Regions from separate parts of the Homo sapiens genome. Here region 2 is linked to region 1. A link is a contact called in ENCODE Hi-C or POLR2A ChIA-PET data. All regions are on one chromosome and are shown on one strand. Each heading gives the region's core, a stretch centred on a gene start or an enhancer-like site at or near the end of the contact. The rest is flanking DNA. Distances are from core to core; before and after follow the strand shown.

What was found. Hi-C counts contacts between places; a loop is a spot of excess contacts on that map. ChIA-PET counts read pairs that join two places held with the same protein, here RNA polymerase II (POLR2A). Pooled maps may share reads with other maps.
Region 2: a map of endothelial cell of hepatic sinusoid shows a loop between it and region 1 (8-fold over the local background). The contact joins the enhancer-like site here to the promoter of NGEF in region 1. A Hi-C loop is called at or near these places in 1 of 168 maps with a recorded cell type or tissue (endothelial cell of hepatic sinusoid) and 1 of 50 pooled maps. POLR2A ChIA-PET finds 5 or more read pairs at or near these places in 2 of 52 experiments (H1 and MCF 10A).

Annotation. Positions count from the first base shown.
Region 1 is chr2:233,009,242-233,016,032 of GRCh38, reverse strand. NGEF (neuronal guanine nucleotide exchange factor) reads left to right here and starts at 2,777. Exons shown (of 15, transcript NM_019850.3): 1 at 2,777-2,965. LOC101928881 (a long non-coding RNA gene) reads right to left here and starts at 3,419. Exons shown (of 3, transcript NR_136325.1): 1 at 3,064-3,419; 2 at 2,786-2,893; 3 at 148-326.
Region 2 is chr2:233,081,013-233,087,803 of GRCh38, reverse strand. The region is part of intron 2 of INPP5D (inositol polyphosphate-5-phosphatase D); the gene reads right to left. Among named protein-coding and RNA genes, the nearest start is that of INPP5D, 24 kb to the right of the region's middle. RefSeq lists enhancers at 2,931-2,980, 5,351-5,500, 6,011-6,100 and a silencer at 2,971-3,265. Within about 2 kb of position 3,268, at least 22 of the 41 ENCODE cell types and tissues checked have a DNase peak (open chromatin) inside an H3K27ac peak, as active enhancers do.

The sequences.
Region 1 (6,791 bases), core at 1,528-4,027:
CCTGTGCCCCTTGCTGGCCCTGCCCACCCAGGAGGTCCCTGCTGCATCCCCATGGTCCCACTCAGATCTATTCCTACACGCACACACACACACACACACACACACACACACACACACACACCCGCTACAAACACTTACATTTAGGAATTGCTTAAAATATATATTTTTAATGAGTGAAACAATGGAAGAGAGTGAGCAGAAGGATGAGGGTCTCATAAGTGTGGCATCTGATGATAGGTTGCAGGAAACAGCCAAAATTCCCAGAAGACAGAGCACTCAGCGGACACCTCTTCAACCTCGGCATGCAGGAAGGCTCTGTTGGAAGGCTTTGGTGGCAAGGGACAGAGAGGGGAAAGAGGGAGTTAATGCACTTATTTTAATATCTCTTGAGCCTAATGCGGGATCTGGTTTATAGTGCCCTGCTCAAATGTTTGTTGAATGAATGAAGGAAAGGTTGGATAAATGGGTGGATGGCTGGGTGGATGGCTGGATGGATATATGGGTAAATGGATGAGTGGATGGATGGATGGTGGATGGATAGATGGATGGGTGGATGGGTGGATGGATGGCTGGATGGATATATGGGTAAGTGGATGAGTGGATGGATGGATGGTGGATGGATAGATGGATGGGTGGATGGGTGGATGGATGGGTGGATGACTGGATGGGTGGATGGGTGGATGGATGAATGGGTGGGTGGATGGGTGGATGAGTAGATGGATGGGTAGATGGATGTGTGGATAAGTGGGTGGATGTGTGGATGAGTGGGTGGATGAATGGATGAGTAGGTGGGTGGGTGGATTGGTGGGTGGATGGGTGGGTGGATGGATGGATAGATGGTGGGTGGATGGATGGATGGGTGAAGGGATGGATGGTGGATGGATGGATGGTGGATGGATGGGTGGATAGATGGATGGGTGGATGGGTGGATAGATGGATGGGTGGATGGGTGGATAGATGGATGGGTGGATGGATGAATGGGTGGGTGGATGGGTAGTTGAGTAGATGGATGGGTAGATGAATGGGTGGATGAGTGGGTGGATGAATGGATGAGTAGATGGTTGGGTAGATGAATGGGTGGATGAGTGGGTGGATGAATGGATGAGTAGATGGTTGGGTGGATGGATGGATGGATGGATGGATGGATGGATGGATGGATGGATGGTTGGATGGATAGATGGTGGGTGGATGGATGGATGGAAGGGTGGGTGGATGGATGGGTGGGTGGATGGAAGTGTGGATGGGTGGATGGATGGGTGGATGGGTGGATAATGGATGGATGGATGGGTGGATGGATGGGTGGATGGGTGGATGATGGATGGATGGGTGGATGGATGGTGGATGGATGGATGGACGGATGGATGGGTGGATGGGTGGATGGATGGGTGGATGGGTGGATGGATGGGTGAGAGAATAGATGAGAGACTACTTCAATCTGGCTTTCAGGGACAAAACTGAAACCCATGTTTTGTGGCAATCAGATGGCTGTGGGAACTTTCAAAGATGGCCCTCAGGGACCCCCACCCCTGGTATTGTGCCCTGTGTAATCCCCTACCTTTGAGTGTAGGCTGTGCCTGATGACTTCCTTCTAACGAGTAGAATATGCCAGAAGTGATGGAATATCACATCCTTGAGTATATTACAAAAGACTGACCTACCTCTTCCCAGACTCTCTCCATAGCCCTCTCTGATGCAACGAGCTGCCAGGGCGGAGAGGCCCACATGGCAAAGGACTGATAGTGGCCACAGCTGACAGCTGAGAGGGGCTGAGGCCTTCATCCTACAGCCCTAAGAAACTGAATCCTGCCAACACCAGCAGCTTGGAAGTGGATCCCCCCTAGTGGAGCCATGAGATGAGACCTCAGCCCCTCCAACACTTGGATGGCAACTTATGAGAAACCCTGAGCAGAGAACCCAGCCAAGCAGTGCCCAGACTTCTAGCCACAGAAACTGAGATGACAAATGAGTGTTATTTCAAGCCACACACTTTGAGTTAATTTGTTTCCAGAACAGATAGCTAAAACAAACGCTGATTTGAGTTTTATATAAAGATGGATGATGTAGCAATTAAACTTGGCAAATGATGGTAGTGGTTTTGATACTAGTTGGCTTGGGTTTGAATCCTGGATCCCCAACTTACTAGCTGTGGGGCTTTGAGCAAGATGATCAATTTCTTGAGCCTCTGTTTCTGCATCTTTAAAATGGGCATGATTCTCTGGTCATAGTGACAACACAAGGATTACATAGATTATGTAATGTACTTAGCCCAGTGCCTGTCATGTAGTAAGCACTGGATTAAAGGAAGCTATTAGAGGGAATAATAATAATAATAATAATAATAATAATAATAATAATAATGGAGCAAGATGCCTTACAAAGCAGTGAGTGTTCCATGCCTGGAAGTGATTGAGTTAAGGCCAGATGGCCATGGCAGGAAGTGACTAGAACCCTGGAGGACCCCAAAGCCTCTCCCAAATCTCAGATTTGAGGGCCGTGCAGCTGGCTTGGCCAATGCTTGGGGTTGGTGGGCCAGCTGAGCCACGGGCCCCTCTTGGTGTGACCATCAGCATTATCTTGCACTGGGCGGGCGGCGGGTATTCCAGCCATGCCCAGCCTTCCCCTCAGATAGCCCTTCCCTCCTGCACCACTTTTGTGTCAGGTATGTGGCTGCCACCCTGGCTCAACCCATGGGGCCCAGGAAGGTAAACACCCAGCCGGGAAGTGATCGTTATGGGCTCGTGGCCAGCTATGGGCCAAGGCAGGTCTAAAGGTCGGGAATGCTTACCAGTGAAGCTTTTCCAGGACAGGACGAAGTTTTTGGCTGTGGGCTCTCTGGGACAGAGTGGAGCGCCTGTGGATTTAGCCGGGGACACACCATCCTGCTCGCAGGTGCCTGGACAGGACAGGGGACGAGGGAGGAACACTCTCTGAGGAAGCCCAACTCCTATGAGCTCCTCTCTGGCAGGTGAGAGAATGGTTTTGGTATTTTTTAAAAAAATAAAATGAGATAAAACAAGAGAAGGAACAGAGGCTACCGCTAGGACAGGTAGGAAAGGAGATTACCACCCATCCATTCACTGAGGAGGAGCCCCCAAGAGAAACAGCAGCCCTGGATTCCACCCGAGGGATCCTGTCTGGTCTCGGCTTCAGCACTGCCCCTCCTGGCACTCAGTTTCACCATCTGGGAATCAGGATAAGGACTCCTTCCAGGCGCTCTTCCATTATGGCTGTGGGGTAAGTGAGATCAAAAGCAGGAATGGCTGCATAATTGCAGGGCCCTGTGCAATATAAAAATGCAGGGCCCCTTGTTAAAATAGTAAGGCTTTCAAAAGGACAACAACACAGCATTAAAGCAAGCCGGGGCACCTTCTAAGAACAGGGCCCTGTGACTGCCCAGGCCCCACACCCACGACGCCAGTCCTGATAATGAGCGTATATGTAAACGGAAGTGCCCTGATTCCTGTGTGCCATGGCACAAATCTCAGGGTCAGGAAGTGCACTTGGGAAACAGAAGTCATAGTCGTGAAGTGACAGCCCACTGCGCTTTAGCTCCCCCAGCACTGCCCCCTCCGCTCAGGGGCCCCTTTCAGAAAGACAGAAGGCCCTACCCCTCAGAACCTTCCTGATTTTTGCATCTGGCTGGCCTCAAGCCACAGCACGGTGTGACTGAAATGTGTAGGGACACAGTTTTCTTGGATGTGAAAGTGGTAGGTTCTTATTGTCTATCTTGATTTAAAATTTGGGACAGTCACACAGTCTCTGGCTGTGTAGAGGTGGGACTTGTGTTTCCTGGGCTCGTGACAGCTCTGCTATGTTCCATTGACTATCAGTGTATTTCTGCTTTTTGGGAAAATCCTTAATGCAATAAGGCCACTGGTGGGAATGTTCCAGCTTGGACACTTGCCATGTGTCTTTGTCCTCCCTGCCCCTTCTCTCTTTCTCTCTCTCTCTCTCTCTTTTTCCATTTAGGCTTCCCCTTTGCCCATGTCTCAGGCTGCCCCTTGGCACTGCTTAGCTCTGAGGAAGTAGAAGCCAGGGTCCCCTTGGGGGTCAAGCTTTCTGGTCCATGAAGGGAGACCACAGACCACCTCCCTCCACCGCACTCTCCTCCCACATCCCTTTCTGGAGCCCAAATTGTCATGGGAACCCCTCCCAGGGAGGGGATCCCCACAGGAAAGCCAGGGGTTGATCCAATGACAGTGTGAGTAACATTCCACAGCTTTCTGCCCCAGTGGGGCTGGGGACACAGATGAGGCTAGACATGGGGGAAGATGAATTGCTTTAAGAAGAGCTGATGCATGCCTGTAGTCTCAGCCACTCAGGAGGCAGAGGCAGGAGGGCTGCTTGAGCCCAGAAGTCATGCGGTGGGCTATGATCATATCACTGCATTCCAACCTGGGCAACCTGGCAAGACTCTGTCTCTGTTCCTTTTTTTTTTTTTTTTTCATTGCTTTAAGAACTTCCCTTGGCCTGTGGGAGACCGGAAGCTTGTACCAGTAACAAAATAGCCCAGATGTTGTGGGGCCACCCAGAGCCTCTCAGAGGAGACCAAACCTAACCACCCAAGCCTGCTGGCTCTACCAGGGGCGCAGGAGCTGCTGTTTGTCCCAAGAAGCTGGTGAGCCACCAGCACCAAGTCGGACATCCCGTCTCCCAAGATGACGTCCCTTCCCCATCTACATGGGCCCATTGCTTCCCGAGTAAGGAGTCAGCTCTGATGCTCTGAAGTCACCCCCCAGCACAACCCCAATGGCAAAAATTCCTTTACTCCTTCATAGATAATTGCTGTGCACAGTGTATGTGTGAGGCTTTGAAGTGGGGCTGGGGACACAGATGGGACAATGGTGGCCCTCAGGCTAGTGGAGATGAAGCGATGCTGTGTCCCACACCCCCGAGGCCAGGCCAGAAACCCCGCTTGGTGAAAAGAGCACACCAGCCCTCTCACCCCAACAACGGTGATAGGATCCTGAGGCTGAGAGGCACCGTGGCCCAGCGGAGCAGGGGGTTCCATCTCTGAGCCTGGATGGGCTGCCTCTTTTCAGACCCCCCTTCTCCCCGCACCTAAGCCCCCTCTGCTACCATGATGGTGTCTTCAGGAGGCTGCTGGGCCTCAGGAAAAATTCCTTCCCTTGGCCTGGGACCACCTCTCCCCACCTTGGGAGAGGTCAGACCAGGGGGTGGAATTCTGCCTCCAGACTGGAGGACCCACCCCAGAAGGCTGAGGACTTCAGCCTTACTCCTCCTCCCTTTGTTTGGCAGCCATCCTGGAGGCCAGGGCCGTGGGAGACCACATGGGGTCTGAGCACTGAGGAGGGGCCATTTGCTGGAGCACCCTCTGTGGGCTGCTTTTGGGAAACTAGCTCAGGTGGTTGATTAAGGACCTGGGAGCCTGGGTGAGGCCATCTCACAATCTTCCTGCCTCAACTCACTTTGCCTGTGGACAAGGAAAAAAAAAAATCACACGTTCAAATGAGGAGGATGGGCACCATCAAAGGGATGGATGATCAGCAAGGCCTGCATGGAGGAGGTGGCCTCTGAGCTGGCCATCATTCAACAATCTTCCATCACTTATTAATGATTTTCCAGGAGGAGGAGAAGAACTGGGGGTGTGGTTTGATGTATTATAAAGCAAGCATTACTACCTTGAAAATAAGGTAGTAATTCTTTTCACACTCACTCAGAATGAATGCTCCAGGTTCTCTAAATAGCATACGTTCACAGATAGCACATTCCAGGTGAAGGGACAGCAGGGTTTTAGCAAAAGGGAGGGAGCCCTGCAGTAAGGGTTGGGCCAGTGGAGGCAGAGACAGGGGAGGCATGAGGTCTGTTTAAAAGATGCCAGCTGGGCGTGCTGGCTCACACCTGTAATCCCAGCACTTTGGGAGGCTGAGGCGCATGGATTACCAGAGGTCAGAAGTTCAAGACCAGTCTGGTCAACATAGTGAAACCCCATCTCTACTAAAAATACAAAAATTGGCATGGTGGTGGACCCCTGTAATCGCAGCTACTCAGGAGGCTGAGGCAGGAGAATGGCTTGAACCCAGGAGGCAGAGGTTGCAGTGAGCCAAGTTCACGCCATTGCACTACAGGCAAGGTGACAAGAGGAAGACTCCAATTCAAAAAAAGAGAGACAGGACAGGTGGAGTGGAGGGAAGGTGGAGGGGATGGCCCAACCCAAGATGCCAGGACCCCAGAGGTCCACAGAGATGAGAGTGGGGGTCTGGATGGCCAGCGTGTCCCATGGGAAATTCATCCCTCACTTCTGCACCCTGCACCTGGTGGCTGTGCCTCAGTTGCCTTCACTTTGGGCTGGAGCTTCATGCACCAGCACCATGTCTCCCAAAGCTAGAAGCTCTGACCTCCAATCATCCAGGAGTTTTACTTTTTTTTTTTTTCTGTAGAGATGGGTTCTCACCATCTTGCCCAGGCTCATCCCAAACTCTTACACTCCAGCAATCCTCCCACCTTGGCCTCCCAAAGTGCTGGGATTAGAAGAGTGAGCCACTGCACCTGGCCCCAAGTTGCTGATGAGTTTAAAAATGGGTATATGAACCGGGTGCAGTGGGGTGTCCTGTAGTCCCAGCTACTCTGGAGGCTGAGGTGGGAGGATCGCAAATTCAGATCCAGCCTGGGCAAAATAGCAAGACCCCCATCTCTAAAAATAAATAGATCAATAAAAAGGAGTTTTGGGCAGCAACATGGATAGAAGTGGAGGCCATTATGTCAAATGAGATAAACCAAGCATAGAAAGACATATATCTCGTGTTCTCACTCATATGTGGGAGCTAAAA
Region 2 (6,791 bases), core at 2,019-4,518, 71 kb before region 1:
AAGGGTGAGATAAATCATAATTTTAAGTGAAACCTGTAGCACTTTCTATCTTCTTAATGGTGGCAGAAGAGTTAATTCATTCAATAAGTATTTATCAAGCACTCACTACATGCTAGGAATAGTTCTAGTATAGATGATAAATAAGTCAATATAAAAATGTATATTTTCAAATACCTCAGGGCTGGGCATGGTGGCTCACACCTGTAATCCCAGCACTTTGGGAGGCTGAGGCGGGCAGATCACAAGGTCAAGAGGTCGAGACCATCCTGGGCAACATGGTGAAACCCTGTCTCTACTAAAAACACAAAAATTAGCTGGGTGTGGTGGCATGTGCCTGTAGTCCCAGCTACTCGGGAGGCTGAGGCAGGAGAATCACTTCAACCCGGGAGGCAGGGGTTGCAGTGAGCTGAGCCGAGATTGTGCCACTGCACTCCAGCCTGGTGACAGAGTGAGACTCCGTCTCAAAAAAATAAATAAATAAATAAATATAATATAAAATCAGGTAGTCACAAGTGCCACAAAGAAAAGAAAGGAGGGTAAGGGGTTAAAGAGCAACAGGTGAAGGGTGGGGTGACTATTTTTCTGGGGTGATCAAGTGAGGCCTCTCAGAAAGACTTTCTTCTATTTGGCAAACCCGAAGTGGCCTCTTGCAAATCTGACAGACACAATTAGACCCGGAAGCTGATCTCGAAGGGCAAAGTCAAGATGAGAAGCGAAACCATCCTGCAATAAGCAAGAAATCATGCCTCCCCAGTGCACAGACATTGTTAAAATACTGATTGATTTTTGTGCTTTTTCTGGTCAGGGTTAGAGAAAGAGATGTTGAGCCCAAGGATGTCTGACAGGAACATAAGTCATTAGGAATGTCTGGGACAGGGCTGGAGCAGGTCCCAGAAACACGACACAGGCTAAGGAGAAGGAAGACCCAGAGACTGTGTTGTCAGACCGTGGCTCATGGGCATTTGGTGCAGTGAAACTCGATATTCAATTTGAAATTTTCACTTTTCTGCTTTGAAATTCCCCTGGGATAGTTTAAACCTTTGTAAGTTAGGACACTTTTAGCTGTTAGAAAACCCTAACTCAACTAACTTGAGCAAAAAGAAATTAATTAACTCACAAAACAGAAAATCTAGAGGAGGGCAGATCCCAGGTTGCTTCATTCTGTTCAGCAAATTCAAGGGCATCATCCAGGACCCAGGTTCACTTCTCCTTTCCGTGTGTTGGCCTCACTCGCCAGCTACCTCTCCTCATGGTTACAAGGCAGCAGCAGAGACCCAGCTATCACATCCTATGGCAGCTTCCAAAGGTAGGAAAGAGGCTATCTTGGCTGGGTGCGGTGGCTCACACCTGTAATCCCAGCACTTTGGGAGGCCAAGGCGAGCAGATTACCTGAGGTCAGGAGTTCGAGACCAGCCTGACCAACATAGTGAAGTCCCATCTCTTCTAAAAATACAAAAATTAGCCCGGCATGGTGGCAGGTGCCTGTAATCCCAGCTACTTGGGAGGCTGAGGCAGGAGAATCACTTGAACCCAGGAGGCGGAGGTTGTGGTGAGCCGAGATCATGCCATTGCCCTCCACCCTGGGCAACAAGAGCGAAACTCTGTCTCAAAAAGGAAAGAAAGAAAGAAAGAAAGAAAGAAAGAAAGAAAGAAAGAAAGAAAGAAAGAAAGAAAGAAAGAAAGAGGCTATCTTATCCCTATGTCTGTTTTTAAGACAAACAGACCTTTACTAGAAGCCCACAAAGCCCTTCTCTTCACATCTCATTGGTTACACTTGCATCCCATTCCCCAGTCTAAACTTATCGGCTACATGGTGCATGTTGATGTTAGTTCTAGACCGCTTTGGGTAACAAAGACAGGAAACAGGCCCATGATCTGGGGCAAGGTGAACCAGAAGGCTCTGGAACATGGAGAAACAAGGACAAAATGGCTAGTGGGGATGGGGAGAAAATAAAGACAGTCATTTGGAGGTAGAGATGACAAATGGCATGGATACTCTTTCCAGAATTCTCTGACAGACTGGGGAAGGGATTAGGGATCTTGCAGCCACACAAGAGGGAGGGGCTGCTCAGTCACAAAGGCATGTGTACCCCAGGGGGCTAGAAAACGGGGGGAGGCTTGGCTTTCTCAGGGGATTAGAAGAAAGATGCCAGAAGAGCTGGAATAAAAACTTACTCAAAGACCTAACAGAAGAAAGGTCTTTTGTGTCAAAGAACAGAGTTTGCAAAGTGAACAAGCCGAACACATTGCAGGTACTATCAATGAAAGGAAAATGACAACACTGGAAAAGAATTCCCACCGGCTTCAAAGTAGAAAAAAAGAAAAAAATGGGTCGCCTCTATAGGAACCAGCACAAGTTTGGCCTTGGATTTTGTACTCGGAACTATTCATAACGCTACATTCTTTTTTTTTTTTTTCTTTGAGACAGTCTTGCTCTGTCACCCAGCTGGAGTGCAGTGGTGAGACCTCAGCTCGCTGCAGCCTCTGCCTCTCAGGTTCAAGCGATCCTCCCACCTCAGCCTCCGGAGTAGCTGTGACTACGGGCATGCACCACCACACCCGACTAAGTTTTGCATTTTTAGTAGAGACGGGGTTTCACCATGTTGCCCAGGCTAGTCCCAAACTCCTGACCTCAGGTGATCCACCTGCCTCAGCCTCCCAAAGTGCTGGGATTACAGGAGTGAGCCACTGCACCCAGCCTGTAACACTACATTCTTGAAGGTAGTGCTGTACCTTTTACAGGATTTTGAGCGAACAGTTGGTTCCAAGAATTTTATATCTATCAAATTACTCTTGAATGTGTAGACAACTAAAGATGTTTTGAGATATTCAGAGGCTTGGAAAATAGATCTGTCCATATTCTGCAGTAGACAGAAAAACCAATTCAAAATGCAGGCTTCTAGAAGGTGAGTGTCAGAGCATAAAGGAACCCCTCCACCAGCACGGACCCCCTTGGGGCCCATTGTCCTTGGCATGGCTGTGGAGCCCACACAGGGCAGCCCTGGCCGTGCTAGGCTTCTATGCCCTGAACCTTTTCTGTGCCCCTTGTTGTGCAACTTCAGGAAGTGTGTTAGAGCCACATCCTTTGCCCGGCGGCTCAGACGGAATCTTTACTTCACTCAGTGACCACTCAGAACAATAACAGCTGCCACTCGCTTCCTGAGCTTAATAACAATGGCTCAACCGTTCACCTCCCGGATGCTTGTGACGGAACAGCTTTTAGAAAGTTGTTTTGTTTTCCCTCTCCAAAAGCCATGTCGCCCGGAGATACGTGACAGCCACCGTCAGGGACCAGGGACTTGAGTCACAAGTGTCTCTTCTTTAGAACTCACCGGAATGGCTCAGACCACTGGATTTTTTCTTCCAAATCGGGAAAGAATAATGAAAGGGTCTATGAGATAGATATTTTCTAACTCTTCATCTAAACTTGCATGAAAACCTGGGAGTGTGGCTGGGCATGGTGGCTCACGCCTGTAATCCCAACACTTTGGGAGGCTGAGGCGGGTGGATCACTTGAGCCCAGGCGTTTGAGACCAGCCTGGGCAACATAGTGAAACCCTATCTCTACAGAAAAATACAAAATTTAGCTGGGCATAGTGGTGCACACCTGTAATCTCAGCTACTCAGGAGACTGAGGTGGGAGAATTGCTTGAGCCTGGGAGCAGAGGTTGCAGTGAGCCGAGGTCGCGCCACTGCACTCCAGCCTGGTCTACAGAACAAGACCCTGTCTCAAAAACAAAACAAAACAAAACAGAAAAACACCTGGGGGTGCTCCCATCTTGACTGAAACAATCAATATCCTAGATACAATCTCAACCTCAAGAAAAGACAGGAAGTTCACAGAGAACATTGATGTGATAGGGGATTATGGGTAGTTCTAATTTTCTGCTTTATTCCTCTCGGTGGGAAGGATGTTAGAAAGGACGCAAGGGCCAAAAGGTTGTAGGGTGGAGCCGAAGGGCCTCTTTTGCTTCAACTGTGGCCCTAGGTTTGAGACAGCCATTTATGCGACACGTCTGAGGCCACTCCAGGCCTCCCTGGCCACCCTGGAGCTGGCCCATGAGGGCGGCTTGCAGGACCTCAGACTCTTCCTTACTTTCCCAAAGAGGGGCCATTTCAAAGGCAGCAGCAGCCTCCCAGCTCAGTCTGCAGCGAGCAGCTCAAGATAGGCACCGCTTCTCTTAGGGGAGAGTCACTTCCCTTTCCAAGTCAAGAAAGGAGTTTTGGCTTTACAAGAAACCCACTCTCTTGGTGTGGGACAGTCAGGCCTGCGGGGCTGAGCCGTTCTGCCTTCGTCTGGCCTCACACAGGGCTCAGAGCACTGCCCCAACCCTCCCCCAACCAGGAAAAGCAGTGCAAGCTGAGTCCAGAAGGTTCTCAGGGTTTGAGTGGCACAGCAGCTGTTGAACAACTGCTTAACAGTTCCAGAGCGTACTCAGGTCCCTGAAGACATGAAGCCCATAGCCCAAAGAGCAGAGCTGAGGGAGATGGAGTTCCAAAATTTACCCCTCCTTCCCCACCACTCCCAGCACTGCCTAGAATGCTCTAAAGCACCTCCAGCTCCCTGCTGTCTCCACCCTCCTCCCCAGCAGCTTCCTTGTGCTGGGAGGTATGTGTGTGATCTCTACTTTCCAGCAGTTTCTTGGCAGTCCTTGCCCAAGGCCACATCGCTGACCAAATTGGACTTGAACCCAGATCCCAGCCGGGAATGGAGTCTGCTTTCATTCTAGGGGCACCTCACTGATTTACCACAAGGGACAGATGCCACCTGGGATCAAATATTATCTATAACCATGTGAAGGGCAAGAGGCCAAGCTCTCTGAGAGGCCACATTGCCCTGTCTCCCTGTCCCTCTGGGCAGAGTCCTGGGCTCATCCTTCCCCAGGGGACTCCAGACAGGCTTGGAAACACCTTCTGGATTGGAAGGAAGAAAGCTTAGCCGGGGAGGCCGGGAGGCCTGGCTGTGAGTTCCAACTTCCGCAGTTCTCAGCAACACTCATATTTAGAACGAGGGGGTTGGATGAAGTTACAGTTTGCATCCTGCCCTCCCATCTCGGATTTTTTTTAAGTCTGTGAAAGATGGAGTGAGAGAAAAGAGTCCCCCAGGTGAGGCAGCTCCTCTCCCTGATTGATACAGGGCTGTCATGGGCTATGACACGTGGGCCAACTCCATGAAGTTGGTCTGCAAAGAACAAAGATGAGATCTTTGGTGTTGACAAGAGAACAGAAGTCCCCAGGAAAAGAGCTAAAGTTACTAAACTAAGAAACAATGAAAGCCTTTCGGTGCTTCACTTGGCAAAATTTCAGGCCAGATTCTTATTTTGGGGAGCCTCGTATTCTGGTGGCACTGAACAGGCTCAGGTGTCAGGAATGAGTTATTTAGAAACTGTGGCTAAGCTCAGAAAAGACTGTGAGGTTTTGCCTCAACATGAAAAGAGGAACTTGAGTTAAAATAGGCAGAGATCAATAACTGCTAAAGCTTCCCCGAAGGGCTCTGAGTCTGCTTAATTGGGCATGAGTGTGCACTTGGTCCTCAGTGGACGTCTGCTGTCATTTACTCTTGGAGGTAGATTTTCGAAGGTGAGTCCACCTGGGAGAATCCTATGAGAATTCCCCTTTAATTCACCTTGAAGGAAAACCTCTTCAGACCACCTAGGTCCACAGCTCCCTGTACCATGTCAGCTACTGCGGAGGTCACAGATCTAGTGCCGGGGTCAGGAGCAGAGAAGTCCAGCAGAGCCGCCCATCTTCTCTGAAAGCTGCCCGCCCACTGTCCTGGCTAAGCGGAGACCTTAAGGAGGCACGCTGCCCCCACGACTCTGTCCCCATCTCTGAGAGGCAGAGGGGGGTACCTGCTCCAAGACAGCCGATTCATACACAGACTGGCAGCCCCTGAGTGGCTCATGCGGAGAAAGCCGTGGAGGCTGAGCCATCAGACTCCTTCTTAGGACTGGGGACTGAGAAGGGAGGCTGCTGGCTGGGAAGAGCGGCCCCACAGAGAAGAGCTGATCCATGGGAGAAGCTGCGTGCAGACCCCATGCTCTTCTGGTTCCAAGGCCCTAGGGCGGCCTTCTCCTTCCTGGCTCTGCACATCTCCACAAAGGCTGCCCACCCCTTACCCCTTACAGAGTCAGCCAAGGCGAGTTTCTGTTCCCTGCACCACCACCACCCCCTGCCCAGTAGCCTGATGAGGCCCCGGATTTCATCAGCAGTTCCCAGGGTCACAAGATGTCACAGTAGCAAGAGTATGATGGTGACAGAGAGGGGCAAACCGGAGACGCAGTCTACACATTTACAGGCGGCGGGTGCCGACTCTACTAGAAGCCACAGAGTCATGTCTTTTCCAGTCATACTTAAAGTTTTCTTCACTTTGAAGGAAGAGAAGAAACCACAAAGGGAAAAAAGATCAAAAGCATCGACCAACTTTTAACTTAAGAGAGTTTGCCGACTCCTCTCAGCAAACCACCTATCACAGATGCCAACTCTGCCAGAAAAGCTCATGCCCTCCTAGACTTGAAAAAAATGGTAGAGGTCATTGAGGCCAACTGCCTGCCCCAGACAGGGCTCCCCTCCGCTGCTCACATCCCACACATGGTGAAGAGCCCCTGTCAGAGACAGACATTCCCATGGCAAATAGCTGCCAAGCGCTGGAAAGGACCTTCTCGTACTAGGTGTGCCAACATCTGCTCCTGGTGACTGCTAAGAACCAGGCCAAACCTGCGGGCGCCCTAGGCCAGTGGAAAGCCTTCAGCAGATGTGCCTTAGAGGCTGCAGTGGACTCAGGGGCAGGA